2 separate regions of the Homo sapiens genome follow, and region 2 is linked to region 1. A link is a loop called in an ENCODE intact Hi-C map of the cell type or tissue named here. Cell type or tissue: IMR-90. All regions are shown on one strand. Links, peaks and the distances in the headings refer to the core of each region. The heading gives the core; the rest is flanking DNA.

Evidence for each region. Peaks named below come from ENCODE experiments on the same cell type or tissue, not always from the same donor. Only the 100,000 strongest peaks of a DNase experiment are listed, where the experiment ranks them.
Region 2: it touches region 1 in a loop (27-fold over the local background); 2 of 110 quality-filtered maps call a loop at or near these places.

What each region holds. Positions count from the first base shown.
Region 1 is chr19:50,919,295-50,927,619 of GRCh38, forward strand. PPIAP59 (peptidylprolyl isomerase A pseudogene 59) reads right to left here and starts at 8,323. Exons shown (of 1, transcript XM_047439804.1): 1 at 7,573-8,323. The coding sequence starts at 8,323. The coding sequence ends at 7,784. In IMR-90, for the core only: a CTCF peak has its summit at 3,141 (motif pointing left); a DNase peak (open chromatin) is centred at 3,137.
Region 2 is chr19:50,666,111-50,674,435 of GRCh38, forward strand. SHANK1 (SH3 and multiple ankyrin repeat domains 1) reads right to left here. Exons shown (of 24, transcript NM_016148.5): 22 at 5,908-6,004; 23 at 82-3,175. Among named protein-coding and RNA genes, the nearest start is that of C19orf81, 21 kb to the left of the region's middle. In IMR-90, for the core only: a CTCF peak has its summit at 3,438 (motif pointing right); no DNase peak of the experiment used is centred there; H3K27me3 peaks cover 4,907 bases.

The sequences.
Region 1 (8,325 bases), core at 136-8,135:
TGGGCTAAAGTCAAAGTGTCAGTAGAACTGATTCCTTCTGGAGGCTTCAGAGGAGGCTCTGTTTCACCCTTGTTTCCAGCTTTAAGATGTCACCTGCCTACCTTGGCTGGTGGCCGCATCCTCCATCTTCAAAGCCAACAGTCGCCTGCATCATCCTGACCTCCGCTTCATGTACTCACCCTCCTTCTCTGACTGACTCTTCTGTCTCCCTCTTATGGGTGATCAAGGTGATCTTTGTGATCACCTGGAGCCCCCTCGGGTAATCCAGGATAATCTCCTCATCTCCAGATCATCCACTTAATCCATCTGCAAAGTCTGTTCTGCCACGTGAGGTCACATATGCACGGGGTCTGGGGATTGGGACATGGACATCTTTGGAGAGGGGGTATTATTCTGTGTACTCAAAAATCGCGGCATATTCAGTGATTTGCTCGTTTATTGTGCCTGCCTCTGCTAGACCATAAGCTCCATGAGGAACAAAACATGACCCTGTCAGGGTCACCATTGTATCCCCAATGCCAGGGACGATGCCTGGCACATAGTAGTTGATCAGTAAACATTCACTGAGGACTGGCCTGGTGCGGTGGCTCACGCCTGTAATCCCAGCACTTTGGGAGGCCAAAGTGGGCAGATCATGAGGTCAGGAGATCGAGACCAGCCTGGCTGACACAGTGAAACCCCGTCTCTATCAAAAATACAAAAAATTAGCCAGGCTTGGTGGTGGGCACCTGTAGTCCCAGCTACTCAGGAGGCTGAGGCAGGAGAATGGCGTAAACCCGGGAGGCAGAGCTTGCAGTGAGCCGAGATCGTGCCACTGCACTCCAGCCTGGGCGACAGAGCGAGACTGTCTCAACAAAACAAAACAAAGCAAAACAAAACCATTCACTGAGGACAAATGTTCCAAGGACAGAAAAATTCATGCTCTTATGAACAAGTGATTTACAGTAACAGAAACCGTTTTGAAATTGGCATTGCGTTTTACACTGATTAAGAGACGGACTCTGGAATACACACTTGTCATAGTTCAAATCTCTGCTCTGCCATTCACTAGCCGGGCAACCTTAGGCAAATCGTACTTTCTCTGTGCCTCGATTCCTTATCCGTGAAATGGGGATAGTTACAGTAGTTGTCTCATAGAATGTTAGAAGGATTAAATGAATTAGTACATACAAGGCAGTTAGAACTCTGCCAGGCGCAAAGGAAGTGCTTCATAAGCGTTAGCTTTCATTGTCATTGTTAATATTATTCTGCAAATATCTGAAATGATATTTAACAAAACATGATGCAAACCCAAGCATAGGGGATTCGTTTGTAGTTCCAAATAGATTAAACATCTCAGCAACACTTTGGAAGATTCTTATTGTCTCCACCTTGAGCTCACCATGAACTCAAGGAGCGAGAGAATACAGTCCGTACAAGTTGTGAATCCTGAAAATCTGAGACAGGTCTCAGATTTTTCAGAAAGTTTATTTTGCCAAGGTTGATGACGTGTGCCCGTGACACAGCCTCAGGAGGTCCTGACGATGTGTGCCCAAGGTCAGCAGAGCACAGTTTGGTTTCGTACATTTTAGGAAGGCATGAGACATCAATCAACATATATAAAATGAACATTGGTTTGGTCTGGAAAGGTGGGACAACTCGAGCGGGGAGGGGGCTTCCGGGTCAAAGGTAGATAAGAGACAAACGGTTGCATTCTTCTGAGTTTCTGATTAGCCTCTCCAAAGAAGGCAATCAGCTGTGCATTTATTTATTTATTATTATTATTATTATTATTATTATTATTATTATTTGAGATGGAGTCTTGCTCTGTTGCCCAGCCTGGATTGCAGTGGCGTGATCTTGGCTCACTGCAACCTCCACCTCCCAGGTTCAAGTGATTCTCCTGCCTCAGCCTCCCGAGTAGCTGGGACTACAGGTGCCCGCCACTAAGCCTAGCTAATTTTTTTGTATTTTTAATAGAGACAGGGTTTCACCATGTCAGCCAGGATGGTCTCAATCTCCTGATCTTGTGATCTGCCCGCCTCAGCCTCCCGAAGTGCTGGGATTACAGGCGTGAGCCACCGCACCCCGGCCAGATATGCATTTATCTCAGTGAGTAGAGGGTGGGTTTGAATAGAATGGGAGTCTGGTGGGCTCTAAGCAGTGCCCAGCTGGACTTTTCCCTTTAGCTTAGTAATTTTGGGGGCCCCAAGATTTATTTTTCTTTCACGAACTCATTTCAAAACTGAGTCTGGATTTCATTCTCCTAGCTTGACAAATTCAGCTGCCAAATTGCTGATTAAAAGCAGATTTCCTTCTTAAAGGGGAAAGCCATGGTTTTTTTCTGAAAGGAGAGGAGAAAGCCTTATCGTTTCTGTTTCATAAAAGGAAACTTTCATGAACTGCTTCCTGGCTCCTCTGGTTATGGAGTGAAATTCATTGCAATTTCTTAGGATCTCTACCCGGGCCACCCACAGAGGGCTCTTGAACAACATGCAGGCTGCAGACACATCTGGCCTGTCTCGTAGAGTCTGGACTTTTTTGTTTGCTTGTTTGTTTGTTTGAATGGATCACGAGCATTAAAAGGTCAAGAGATTGCAAGTTTCTCTTGAAAAGGCCACGGTATCAGTCAATATCACGCCTGCATTCCCACGTGGCCATAATCCAGCATCAGCAGGTGCTGAGTGGCCACCCCGGGGGCACCCTGTGGTTTTCCTTGGCCCACACACAGTCAGCTTCCCTCATTTATACTTCCTGCCTGGCCCCAGGAGGTGGCTGAGTTTGTGACCTCGGTGGAGAAAAAAGCATGGACACACAGAGACATGGATATAAAGAGATCAGAGGGAAAGAAAGTCACAAATAACGAAACAACACCACAAAAGGAGTCATCCATCACCCTGACCATGAACATCATCATCATAGCTACTCTTGTAACGTACTTTATCTTGTGCCAGGCATTATTCTAGGCTCTTTGTAAATGTGAACTCATTTAATCTCCATGAGGTGGGAACTATTATCACCCTCACTTTATAGATTTAAACAAAGAGTCACAGAGAAGCTCCCGGGTTGTTTGCAGAAAACAGCGGGCAGGTGAGAGCGCTGGGCTGGGCACTCCCCAAGCTCGGAGCAAGTGCGCCTACAACTGTGCAATACTGCCACCTAGTGGAGCCGGAGAGACATACTCGGGGAGGACTAAAGGTTGTGGGCCCAGGGTTCTCTTGCGCCAGTCACCCTGGGCCGCAGCATCCGGCTCAGGATCCAGAAACGGGAGCAGAGGTGGCAGGAAGCAGGGCTGGCCGCCACCAGAGCTTTCCACCTGGGGACACCAAGTCATGGTCCTGACTTTGGGTCTCTCAGATGTAAAGGGAGGGGTTCAAGCGTGACATCAGGCGAGGGCTGAGTGTCTGGCCTCATGGTCGGCTTTCCTCAGCTGAGGATAGCGACATCGCATGGGTTTATGTGAAGTTTCAATGGGGACGTCCACACAACACGTTGGACACACAAGAGCCCGGCAAATGGTATCTCCAATTATTGCTATGAATACAATGAAGTCACATGGTGACCTTGGTTGCCCTTCGCCATCTCCCGCTCCGCTGTGCACCCATATAGTCAAATAACAACCATGCAGATAATAATAATAATTAACTTCTCACATAATTGAGTGGCTATAGTCATTTTTTAAAAATAGAGACAGGGTCTCACTACGTTGCCCAGGCTGGTCTTCAACTCCAGGCCTCAAACCGTCCTCCCACCTCGGCCTCCCAAGTGCTGGGATTACAGGTGAGTCACTGCACCCAGCAGATTCTTTAACTTGAGTTGTTGTACTTAATATTATAGGATAAAATCATAAGCCTGTCTTAAAAAAAAAATGGTGCAGGGCCGGGCATGGTGGCTCATACCTGTAATCCCAGCACTTTGGGAGGCAGAGGTGGGCGGATCACCTGAGGTTGGGAGTTTGAGACCAGCCTGACCAACATGGAGAAACCCTGTCTCTACTAAAAATACAAAATTATCCAGGCGTCGTGCTGCATGCCTGTAATCCCAGCTACTCCGGAGGCTGAGGCAGGAGAATTGCTTGAACCCGGGAGGCAGAGGTTGCGGTGAGCTGAGATGGTGCCACTGCACTCCAGCCTGGGCAACAAGAGTAAAACTCCATCTCAAAAAAAAAAAAAAAAAAAAAAAGTGCAGATCCCCAGCGCTCTCACCTGCCACTCTGTTGTCTGCAAACAATCAATTTCTGAATTGATTTCTTTCCCCATTTGAAAAGGAAATCAGCTTTTCTCCGCAAAATTCTCACTGGCTAGATTTGTTAGATTGGGGAAAGGTGAGAAGAAAGCAAATCTTTGTTTGGTTCCACACTTACTGAAGTGGGAGAACACTGCCGCTAATTGGTAACACATGCTAAGTGTGTGTGCTGTACCATAGTCTTAAGGGATTTGCAGGAATGAACTTGTTTATATTCCCAGCCACCCTAGGAAGTTGCTACTGTTTCTATCGCCACTATAAATAGGAAGAAACTGAGGCAAAGGGAGATTAAAGTTATTTTCTAAGTCAAGGTGCCATGGTTCACACCTTTAATCCCACCTTTAATCCTGGGAGGCGAGGAGGGAGGATTGCTTTAGTCCAGGAGTTCGAGGCCAGCCTGGGCAATATAGTGAGACCCTTTCTCTATTAAAAAAATTTTTTAAGTCATTTTCCAAGGTCACACAGTAAGGAGCAGCCAGGTTTGGACACAGGGACTCTGGCACAAGTGTGTGTGTGTAACATCATTTCTATTTAATTTTTTGAATAGAAAATATTTTCGGCCAGGCACTATGGCTCATGCCTGTAATCCCAGCATTTTGGGAGGCCAAGGTGGGTGGATCACTTGAGGCCAGGAGTTCAAAACCAGCCTGGCCAACATGGCGAAACCCTGTCTCTACTAAAAATGCAAAAGTTAGCTAGACATAGTGATGCGTGCCTGTAATCCCAGCTACTTGGGAGGCTGAGGCAGGAGAATCGCTTGAACCTACGAGGCGGAGGTTGCAGTGAGCTGAGATCGCGCCACTGGACTCCAGCCTGGGTGACAAAGTGAGACTCCATCTCAGAAAAAAAAAAAAAAAGAAGAAAATATTTTTACATGGTAAAAAAATATGTTTATAAAAAATACAGAGTGATAAACCTCCACCTAACTTTGTTCCCCAACCTGTCCTGTCTTCATCCCTCTTCAAAACACAAAAACTAGAATATGTTTTTTTGGATCATCTTCCAGGATTTTGTGGCACAGGGACAGATGCATACAAAGATGTGTTTTTATTTTTTTTTCTCTTGCCTTTAGCCACCAGGCTGGGTTTCGCACCAAGAAACGTGTCTCCCGGAGCTTAGACCACTTGGTGAATTCTCTTTCTTGTTATCAGAATTGAAGACCTGTAATGCCTGGTTAGTGTCAAGGTTTGTGAAACACTGTTTGGATAATTACACAAGTTATAAAACAATAGCTGGTGTGAAAATTACAGATGATTCATAATTACACATATGGCTGTCAAGCTTTCTGCTAGAGAGTCTTTCAGCCTGCGAGAACTCAGTGGGAGGAACTTTTTTTTTTTTCCTAAAGGGATCTCATTGCTCATTCTGCAATGATTAGAGCTGGCCAGAAAATAGACACTGGCAATACAGCAAATAAAGTCGAAGGGAAAATGCAATCAGAGAGATCTAGGAGGACGACAATATTTTTTACTGAGCACTTCCGATATGCCAGACACATTTTTATTATGACATTTTATTTTGAAACAGTTCAAAACTCACAAAAATTGCAAACTAGTGCAATAATGCCCATGTACCCTTCATCCAGATTCTCCCAATGGTAACATTTTTTATAAGGATAGTACACTGTCAAAACTAGGAAAACATCGTTGATACCATGCTGTTAACTCACATAGAGACCTTATTTGGATTTCATCATTTTTTACATCTCTCTCTCTGTCTCTCTCTCCACCCCATCCCCACCATCTGTTTGTCTCTGTTTCTCTCTGTCTCTCTTTTCATGTATCTAGTTCTTATAGCTCTATAGATAAAGGTAACCATCACCACAGTTGGGATACAGAACTACTTCATCACCATAAAGAAATTTTCAGGCTGGGCGTGGTGGCTCATGCCTGTAATCCCAGCACTTTGGGAGGCCGAGGTGGGCAGATCATCTGAGGTCAGGAGTTCGAGACCAGCCTGGCCAACATGGTGAAACCCCGTCTCTACTAAAAATACAAAAATTAGCCGGGCGTGGTGGCGCACACCTGTCATCCCAGCTACTCAGGAGGCTGAGGCAGGAGAATCGCTTGAACCCGGGAGGTGGAGTTTGCAGTGAGCCGAGATCATGCCACTGTACTCCAGCCTGGGCAACAGAGCAAGGCTCCATCTCAAAAAATAAAATAAAATAAAATAAAAAATAAAATAAAATAAGGGAAATATTTTTAAATTGCAATTTTAAAGATATTTTAAGTTCTGTGGACTATATGGTTTCTGTTATCAACCAGTCAACTCTGCTTCATCGAACAACTCATACTCAATACATACATGAATAAGCATGGCTGTGTTCCAATAAAACTTTATCTACAAAAGCAAAACAAAACAAAACAAAAGACCACCTTTGAGTTGGTCACAAACTTTGTGAAACATCATTGAGTCAGTTGCGTAAGTTATACAACAGTGACTAAGTGTGAGAACTAGTGATGACTCCCTTCATTGTTATCAGTGGAGATAGATGATGCAGACCTGGCTTATTTCTTAAGGTGCACTGTTTCAAAAAGCTACAAAAACTCAGGACAAGCTCCTAATTGTGAAGATGAACAATTTCACTCATCTTGGTCTACTGCCTTGCAGGGGTGTTTTGGTAGAGTGGTTTCTCGACAGTTTTTCTTGAAACCCAAATCCAAATCCAAAGCTTTGCTGAGTAATCCATTATCCTTGAAACAACCCCGTGAAGTTGTACTATTATTCTTGCATTTGTACTATTATTCTTGTATTTTGGCTCGGAAGACTGTGTGCCTAGCTGCTCTGCTATCCTGTCTCTGTCCAGCACACACATACACACACACGCACGCGCGCACGCACACAAATGTCAACATTGGTTTCCTCTGGTTGGTGAGATCATGGGGTGTTTTTTCATTTTTGTTTTTTGAGACAGAGTCTTGCTCCTTCGCTCAGGCTGGAGTGCAGTTTTGTGATCTCGGCTCACTGCAACCTTCACCTCCGGGGTTCAAGTGATTGTTCTGCCTCAGCCTCCCCAGTAGCTGGAATTACAGTCTCCCACCACCATACCTGGCTAATTTTTGCATTTTTGTTAGAGACAGGGTTTCACCATGTTGGCCAGGCTGGTCTCGAACTCCTGGCCTCAAGTGATCTGCCCACCTTGGCCTCCCAAAGTGCTGGGATTACAGGCGTGAGCCACTGCACCTGGCCCAGGCTGGGGTTTTTATTATCAGAAACTGCTAGACTTTTTCCCGAAGCGGTTGAACCATTTGACACTCCCTTCAACCAGGTATGAGAGTTCGAGGTGCCCCACGAAGTGTGCAACATCTTGGCGTTTTCATCTTATTTATTTTTATTGAATTTATTGTAGTTTTTTGTTATTTAGTTTTTATTTCATAATCATAAACTTAACTCTGCAATCCAGCTAGGCATGGAAGGGAACAAGGAAAACATGGAACCCAAAGGGAACTGCAGTGAGAGCACAAAGATTCTAGGATACTGCAAGCAAGTGGGGTGAAGGGGTTCTCTCCCAAGCTACAGAAGGAATGGTCTGGTCGTTAAGATAAAATACAAGTCAAACTTAGAGTTGTTCACAGTCAGCAATGGTGATCTCCTTGCTGGTCTTGCCATTCCTGGGCCCAAAGTACTCCATGGCCTCCACAATCTTCATGCCTTCTTTCACCGTGCCAAAGACCACGTGCTTGCCATCCAACCCCTCAGTCTTGGCAGTGCAGATGAAACACTGGGAACAATTTGTATTGGGTCCAGCATTTGCCATGGACAAGATGCCAGGCCCTGTATGCTTTAGGATGAAGTTCTCATCATCAAATTTCTCCCTGTAGAGGGACTTGCCACCGGTGTCTTTATGGCGTGTGAAGTCACCACCCTGACACATAAACCCTGGAATAATTCTGTGAAAGCAGGAACCCTTATAACCAAATCCTTTCTCTCCAGTGCTCAGAGCATGAACCTTTTCTGCTGACTTTGGAAACTTATCTGCAAACAGCTCGAAGGACACGTGGCCTAAGGGCTCTCCATCAACGGCGATGTCAAAGAACACGGTGGGGTTGACCGTGGCTGATAGTACAGGACTCGCAGCGGCAGTGTCTGCAAAGCCTATTT
Region 2 (8,325 bases), core at 223-8,222, 250 kb before region 1:
TGCCACCCTGAGACCCTAAAGGGACACAGCCATGCCATCAACACCTCTGGCCTCCCTTGTTGGCCACCAGCCCCCGCTTACCTCTGCCGCTGCAGGGAGGAGGTCCTCTCGGGGACATAGCTGGCTCCCCCGTGGTGGCTGTCTCCGCCTCCCCCACTGCCTCCTCGGGCCCAGGGCAGAGCGCCGCCAGCTGCCGAGGAGCCCCCAAACTGCTGAAGCTTGGAGCTGAGTTCACTGATGATGCTGGCTTTTACTGTGGCCAAGGCTGAGGCCTGAGGCTGGGCCAAGGGCCCGGGCAGAGGTGGTGGCGGTGGGCCCGGGCCCTCCTCCCAGGGCAGCAGCTTCCGGGGCAGAGAGGAGGCCGTCGGCAAGGGCACCGGTGGGACTTCTGGCTCTACAGCCACCGGACCCCCCGCCACGCCTGCCGTGGGGGGTCCTGAACAAGCACGCAGGGCCAGCAGCCCATCGGTTCCAGCCCCTGTCACCGAGACGGTGGGGCTGGTGGGGGTAACAGGGTCTCGGAGTCCCCCGCTGGGGCCAGGCCGCAGGCCTCCGCTGGCTCCTAGCGCCCGGCCCCGGAGCTTAGAGGGAGTCATGAGCTGAGGAGGGTATGGCGGGCCGGGAGTACTGCTGCCCCCAAAGGCCTGGCCGTCCAGGTAGGCCACATAGGTGTCCAGAAGCTCCGGCCCACTGGCCACACCGGCCCCAGCCCCGCCCCCACCCCCTGCGCTGCCACCACCTTCGGCAGATAGGCTGCTCAGCGTGGAGGCGCTGCTGATGGTCTCCAGTGGGTGGTCACTGCTGCTCCGACTGTCCACCTCCTCGATGCCAGAATCCGTGCCAGGCGGAGGGTCCGGGCCAGGCTGTGGGGCAGCGGGAGCCGGTGCTGCTGGGGCAGGCGGGCCTGGTGGATGGGGGTCCCCAGGAGCGGCGGAGGCCCCCTGGGTCAGGGTGGCCACCTCGCTGTCATAGGATGTCAGGCTGGATGCGGTGGAGTCCAGGGTGGGAGGGGCTGCGGCCACAGCCGGGGGTGGCACAGGGGGTAACGGGGTGGCAGGGGCAGGTGTGTCGGGCAGCGGGTGGGGAGGCCCAGGCGTGAGGGGCGACTCTGGCTTTTCGAAGCTGTTGGAGAATTCCAGAGGCGGAGGCAGCGGTTCCACGAAAAGGAATTCGCCATCTTCCACATCCACCGAGGGGGCGGGAGGCGGCAGGACCAGCAGGGGCAGCCCGTTCTCTTCGCTGGCCCTCGGGGAGGTCGGGGAGGGGGGCACGGACCGGCGTGGGCTGGGCGGCGGGACCCCCGGCCCGTCCTCCGAGGGGGGACCCCTTCCGCTCGTCACAGGGGCCCGGGGCTGGCAGTTTTCAAGGAACCGCACGTGCAGCGGCAGCCGCTCGGGTTCTTCGGGGGCTGCGGACCTCCAGGGCTTGCTTACTCCGGGGTGCGGGGCCGGGGGCTCCGTCCCCAGCTGCAGCAGGAGGGGCCCCACCCCGGGAGCGGTGGGCGGCAGGCGGTGTAGCAGGGAACGCCGGGCGGCGGGCGGGCTGGCGGGAAGGGACTTCTCCTGGCTGCCCAGCCCGGCCCTGTACCCCAGCTCCCGGCGCGCAGGGTCCGGCGGGGAGGCCCCCCAGAGACGCAGCACTGGCTCGTGGTGGGCGTGGGGCGAGTGGTGGTGCGGGGTGGGCGGCGGGGCCTCGTAGCGGGGCGATGGGGGCCTGGGAGGCGGCTGGGGGGCCCCGCCGCCCTCCGAGGACTCCTTCAGCGCTCGCTCGCGGGCGGCCAGGGCCAGCCCCAGCGGGGAGGCGGGATCCAGGGCCTTGCCGGTCAGCGGGTGCACCAGGGGTCGCGGGGGCAGGAAGCTGGTGAAGGCGCTGCTGCCCCCGCCACCCCCGTAGGCTCGGCTACCGGCCCCGTAGCCGCCGTAGCCCGCGCCGCTGCCCGCAGACTCCAGTCGGAGGTAGGGCTCGGCGGAGAACATGCCCTCGTCGATGGATTTGGAGTGGCGCAGCCGCGGGCCCGGGGCCGCCCCTGTGCCCAGCCCGCCGTCCCCGCCGTCCTCGTCCCCCGCGTCGGTGGACAGGAACAGCGTGGAGCGCCGGCGCGCCTCATTCTGCCAGCCCCCCTCCCTCCGGGCCGCCCCCACCAGGGCGGCCCCGAACTGGCTCGTGAAGTCCAGCGTGGCCGGGCCGCTGGGCGAGGCGGGGGTGGGCACGGGCGAGGGGGACGGGGGCACGGGTGACATGGCCGGGGCGGGGCTGGGCGAGGAGCCGCCGCCGCCGCCGCCTCCCGTGGGCTCCGGCTGGGTGGGGGGCTCCGCCTCGGTGCTGCTGCCCTGGCTGCTGCGGCCGCTGCTACTGGTGGACGGGGCCTTGATGATGATGGTGGGGATGGGGATGGAGTTCTTCTCCGAGGGCGCGGCCACGGCGGGCGGCGGCTGCGGGGAGGCCGGGGACGTGGGCGACGGCGCGGGCGGGAGGCCGCCGCCCTTCTGGGGCTCGCCTTCCACCTTGGTCTGCTTGACCAGCGGGCCCTTGCGGCCGCGGCCCGAGCGGGCGGGCACGTACATGGCTGCGCTGGCCGCCCGCGGGGGCAGCTGGAAATAGCGTAGAGCCGGGCCCTGGGAGGAGCCGCCGCCCCCGCCCGCGCTGCCGTGGTGCGATGGGGACGGGGCCCCCGGGGTCGGGCTGGGCCCGCCGCCCCTCCAGCCTCGCAGGCTGGGCTGGGGCCCCAGAGCCAGGCGGGGTGGAGGGTCGTCGGGAGAGCCGCCTGTCTCCATCTCGGGAGGATGAGGGGGGTGGGCGTGGTGGTGGTGGGGCTGAGGGGGCGGGGCGTGGTGGTGGTGGTGGTGGGGCGGGTGGTGGTGGGCCGGGGGCAGGGGCCCACTGTGGTACAGGCTCTTCTCGCGGCTCCCCACGCGAGTGTCGGGAGGGGAGGGCCCGTCAAAGGATGCAGGGGAGGAGGCGGGGAGGGGGCCACCAGAGCCAGGGTTGAAGGGCCCTCCCCGAGGGGAGGGGGTGAGGCGCCCTGAGGAGGAGGGGACTGGAGGTGTGCTGTAGGGAGGCTCCGGTGGGGACGTGGTGGGTGGCGGGGGAATGTCCTCCGAACCAGGCACAGACAGGCTGCGGCTGAATTTCATGGCTGGGGGTGCTAGGTAAGGTCTGTCATCTTCTGCCGCACCTGGGGAGATACAGAGGCTCAAGGAGGGGGACCCTGGCGGGGAGGGTCTCCCTGCTCCACTATCCCATAGAACCGCAACAATACTAATGACAAGAATGGCACCCCGTATATGCCAGGAACTTCACGTGGACTCGCCCAGCTCTTCCCTATTTGAGGTAAACCCAAATCTGCTTCATACAGAGGTACAGGTTGTGCACTGCACAACTGCAAACCGCAAGGAAGGTGAGGAAACTGAAATTCAGCAGAACTTCCTCCCCACGCCAGGAGGGGGCGCCATTTTCTAATTCCGTTCAAAGGCTCAGTGAACGGTTTGGGGCCAGCAAAAGTGGCTGGAGCTGGGAAGGGATAGTCCCCTCGTGTTTATGCATAGATGCGTGTTTCTTTTCACGTATATGCGGGAAAGAAATGCAACCAGCACATCAAAGCTGTGATTCTACAGAGAGAACCACTTATGATGAGGCTAAAGTTTAAAAGGGATTGGATCTATAAAAAAAAAAATCAGGTAAACGATGCGAGCCAGGTGGACCCCACACTCAGTGGGAGTGTAAGACTCACACTGGTGGACTTTGAACGCCAGGAGTTGGGGAAAGCTGAATCCAATCAGGGAAAAACAACTCCAGGAGGCGTGCAGGAGTTAAGTCTTTGCTTACTTCACTGCCAAGGCTCGGTCTTTGAACCTCTTCTCACCTCTGACTACTCCCTCTCAACTAGTGACCAGCTTCATTCACTGCCTTTCTGCTGTCGACGCCCACGTTTATGCCTGGGGCCCCATCCTCCGCCCTGAGCTCTGGGCCCCTATATTCAAATACCCACACCCAGCTGGCTGTCTCACGGGCATCTCAGACTCCAAACGCTCCAACCCAAGCTCCTGATCTCCTCACCAACAGACTCCTCCCAGCCCACGGTCCCTCCCCACCACCGCAGCAAACAGCAGCTCTGTCCTTTCAGGTGCTAAGACTGAAAACCTTGCAGCCACTCTTAGCTTTCTTCCTCAAGTCACCCACATCCAATCCACCAGCAAATCCTGTTGTTTCAAAACATATCCGGAATCCAATCCCTTCTCACCCCTCCAGAGTCAACACCCTGGGCCAGCCACTATCATTTCCTATCTGGATAGCAATAGCTGTCACCTCCTCTTTGGTCCCCCGGCTTCCCAGCTCATCCCCTTCAATCTAGTCCCTTCACAGCAGCCAGAGGGTTTCTGTTAAAACCGAAGTCAGCTCATGTCCCTCCTCTGCTTAGAGCCCTGCCATTCACTCACCTCACTCAGGGCAAAGGTTCAAGTCCTCACCATGACTCCCCAGACCCTGCAGGATCGGGACCCTGTCCCCCCACTGCCCTCATGTCCAGTGCTCACTTGGCCCCTGCTACACAGGCCTCCTCCCTGTTCTGTAAACGCACCAGACTCAGCCCGACCTCAGGACCTTTGCAGAGGTAGTTCGCTCTGCCTGGAATGCCTCAACCCCAGGGAGCCTCACGATTCCCCACTTCATCTCTAGGTGTTTTTTTTTCTTTTCTTTTTTTTTGAGACAGAGTCTCGCTCTGTCGCCCAGGCTGGAGTGCAATGGTGCGATCTTTGCTCACTGCAACCTCTGCCTCTCGGGTTCAAGCTATTCTCCTGCCTCAGCCTCCTGAGTAGCTGGGATTACAGGCACATGCCACCACGCTTGGCTAATTTTTGTATTTTTAGTAGAAATGGGGTTTCATCATGTTGGTCAGGCTGGTCTTGAACTCCTGACCTTGTGATCCGCCTGCCTCGGCCTCCCAAAGTGCTGGGATTACACGTGTGAGCCACTGTGCCTGGCCCATCTATAGGTTTTAGCTCAAACCTGCACCCTGCCCCCTACCCAGCACTCCCTATCTCTCTTACCTTACTCCATTATTTTTTTTCACTCTTTTTTTTTTTTTTTTTTTTTGAGACAGAGGGTTGCTCTGTCGCCCAGGCTGGAGTGCAGTGGCACGTTCTCGGCTCACTGCAAGCTCTGCCTTCCGGGTTCACGCCATTCTCCTGCCTCAGCCTCCTGAGTAGCTGGGACTACAGGTGCCCGCCACCACACCCGGCTAATTTTTTGTATTTTTAGTAGAGATGGGATTTTACCATGTTAACCAGGATGGTCTCGATCTCCTGACCTTGTGATCTGCCTGCCTCGGCCTCCCAAAGTGCTGGGATTACAGGCGTGAGCCGCTGCGCCCGGCCCACTCTTTTTTTTGTTTTCCATAGCACGTACAACTGCTAACATACTAGATAATTTTCTTGCTTATTTTCCTTATAATCCATTATCTGTCTTCCCCTGCTATAAGGCAAGCCCATGAGGGCAGGAACCTTTAGTCTGTTTTATTCGCTGACGTATCCCCATTCTAGAACAATTCCTGGCATGTGGGGAGCGCTTGGTAAACACTTGTAAAATGAATGAATGGATGGAATCGGGTATAAGAGAAACAACCAGAAAGCTGTAGCGGGGGCTTTAGCTCACTGCATCCCCATTCTCCAGATGTAGAGCCAGAGGCCCAGAGAAGTCAAGCCACCTGCCCCAGTTCACACAGCTGGGAAGGAGGGGAGCCAGGATTCATGGCCAAGTTCACCCATTTCCAAAGCCTGAACTCTTAACCCAATTTGATGAAACTATGGTCTCTCTGGGAGCACAGAACATTTCCAAGTCTGCTTGCTTTTCCTGAACTGTCACGTTCCTGGCCTCCCCCAGCCCCCACATCTCTTCTTCTGGGTGGCATACCGATAGATTTTTGCCGGAGCATCAACCCAGGTCCTGGAGGCAGGAAAGAAGGACGCTCGTAACTTGGCTGGGCACGGTGGTGGGGATCGAAGCTCGACTTTGGAGCGGCAGTCAGAGGGGGAGAGAGAGAAAAGATAGAGAGAGATCAGTCAGCGCAGAAAGGCTTGTGGCTTCACTATACGGCTGCCCCCATTCCTTCCCTAAGCCCCTGCCGTAAGGGAGAGCAGTGTGAAGACGGTGGAAGGAGGCCGGGCAACGTGGCTCACGCCTGTAATCCCAGCACTTTGGGAGGCTGAGGCAGGAGGATCACCTGAGGTCAGGAGTTCAAGACCAGCCTGGCCAACATGGCAAAACCTCGTCTCTCTACTAAAAATACAAAAATTAGCCAGGCATGGTGGCAGGCGCCTGTAATCCCAGCTACTCGGGAGGCTGAGGCTTGAGAATCACTTGAACCCATGAGGTGGAGAGGTGGAGGCTACAGTGAGCCAAGATCACACCACTGCACTCCAGCCTGGGCGACAGAGCCAGACTCTGTCTCAAAAAAAAAAAAAAAAAAAAAAAAAGAAAAGAAGGCGAAAGGGAATTCTGCGGGAATGAAAAGCCTCAAGTCTGGGCAGGAAGGAGAAAGAAAGGAGAAGAAAGCAGATTTTCCATCGACTCTTGATCTGCTTCCTTCCTCCAGCCACTGCCCACATCCAGGTCCCCACCAGTGTTCTCCGGGATGGAGCAGCCTCTTCCCTCATCTCCCTGCTGCCATCCTTGATCCCCCACCCTGTTCCAGTCTGTTTTCCACACAAGAGTCAGAGGCATCTTTCAAAAAGCATGCTATTGCCCCTGCTTGAAATCCCATGTCAGTTAGGAGGAGATCAGAGGGGACCAAACTCCCAACTCTGGTCTACAAGACCCTCTATGGCAGGCACTGCTGGTGCCCCTGCAGCTGCCCTCCCCCTGGATGCAGCATCCCATCCCTCACCCACTGCTGGGAGGGTCACCTGCCTGCAGCCCTTAAGAATCACCCTCCTTCAGAGTCCTGGACTCGCCCAGTCCGTTATGTGTCCCTGCTTCCTGGAGCAGCCCACAGCCCACGATGGACGGATACGGAGGCCCGAGGCAGCACTAAAGCCGGGGTGCCCAGCCTGACCCCATGGGTTCCCACTCCAGCGTGAACCGTGTCTGCTTGACTTCCTTCCACAACCCCAGCCAGTCTCCCACACTCCCTGAAGGTTCCCCCGTAGCAAACCCTTGGTACAGGAATCCCCACCTCCGGCTCCCGTTCTAGGGAAGCCCACACGAAGACAGGTCCTGCAGGCGGGACCCAGCCCTGCCCCCATTTCCCACTTGCTCCCTTGGTCCACCTCCACCCCCACCTCTTCCTTCTCCTCTGTCAGCCCCAGGTCTACCCTCATTGGAGAACACCTGCGAGCCCTGGTTCTCTCGGCAACAGCTTTCCCTCTTATTGTCACAGTTCCTTTTCAGCGCGAAGTTCTCCTCGGCGAGACCTTCCCCGGCCCCCTACCCAGACTGCACTTCCCTCTGTCCCATTTTCTTCACAGCATCTCTCTTCCCCAGAAACCATCTTGTTTACTTGCTGTCTGTTTCCTCCACTAGCCTAGAAACTCCCTGAAGGCGGGGCTGATGTATCCCAGGCATCGCACCTACAGTGTCTAGGGCCCATGATGCTTTTAGGGGAAGTGTTTTCATTTCTTTTCAAAGTAGAAGTGAAAGAAAAAAAGAAAAGAGAAAATTGTACCCTGGATAATATCGGTCTTTGCAGCAACAAAGTCATAAAATTTAAACTTTTTTTTTTTTTTTTGAGACAGGGCTGGAGTGCAGTGGCGTTAACACGGCTCACTGCAGCCTTGGCCTCCCGGGCCCAAGCGATCCCAACCCCAACCTTCTGAGTAGCTGGGACTATAGGCAGGCACAATCACATCCAGTTAATTTTTAAATTTTTTTGCAGAGGCGAGTTCTTGCTATGTTGCCCAGGCTCATCTCAAATTCCTGGGCTCCAGCGATCCTCCCACTTTGGCCTCCCCAAAAGTTCTCAGATTACAGGCATGAGCCACCGTGTTGGCCTATTTTTTTTTTTTTTAATGCAGAAGGGCAAAAGTGCCTAAGGTTCATGGAAGTCATTATGAAACCTGCCTGAGGGTAGGGTAGTGACTTTATCAGTCTCCTTTCCTACTGAGTCCCCGGTCCCCGCATAGGGCCTGCTGTTCTACAAGCAAGTGTTAGATGAGTAACAGGGAGAATCAGCCAAGGTCAGGCACTTCGGGGCCCTGACTCCCCAGCTTCTGCCAGGTCACCCCATGTGTCTCCCTTCTCCATCTTTGAGACCAGAAGTGCAGAGAAAGGGAGCCCTCTCGGAATGAAGTTCGCACCTTTGGGATGAACCCTTACTTCCTGCACTTCCCACTA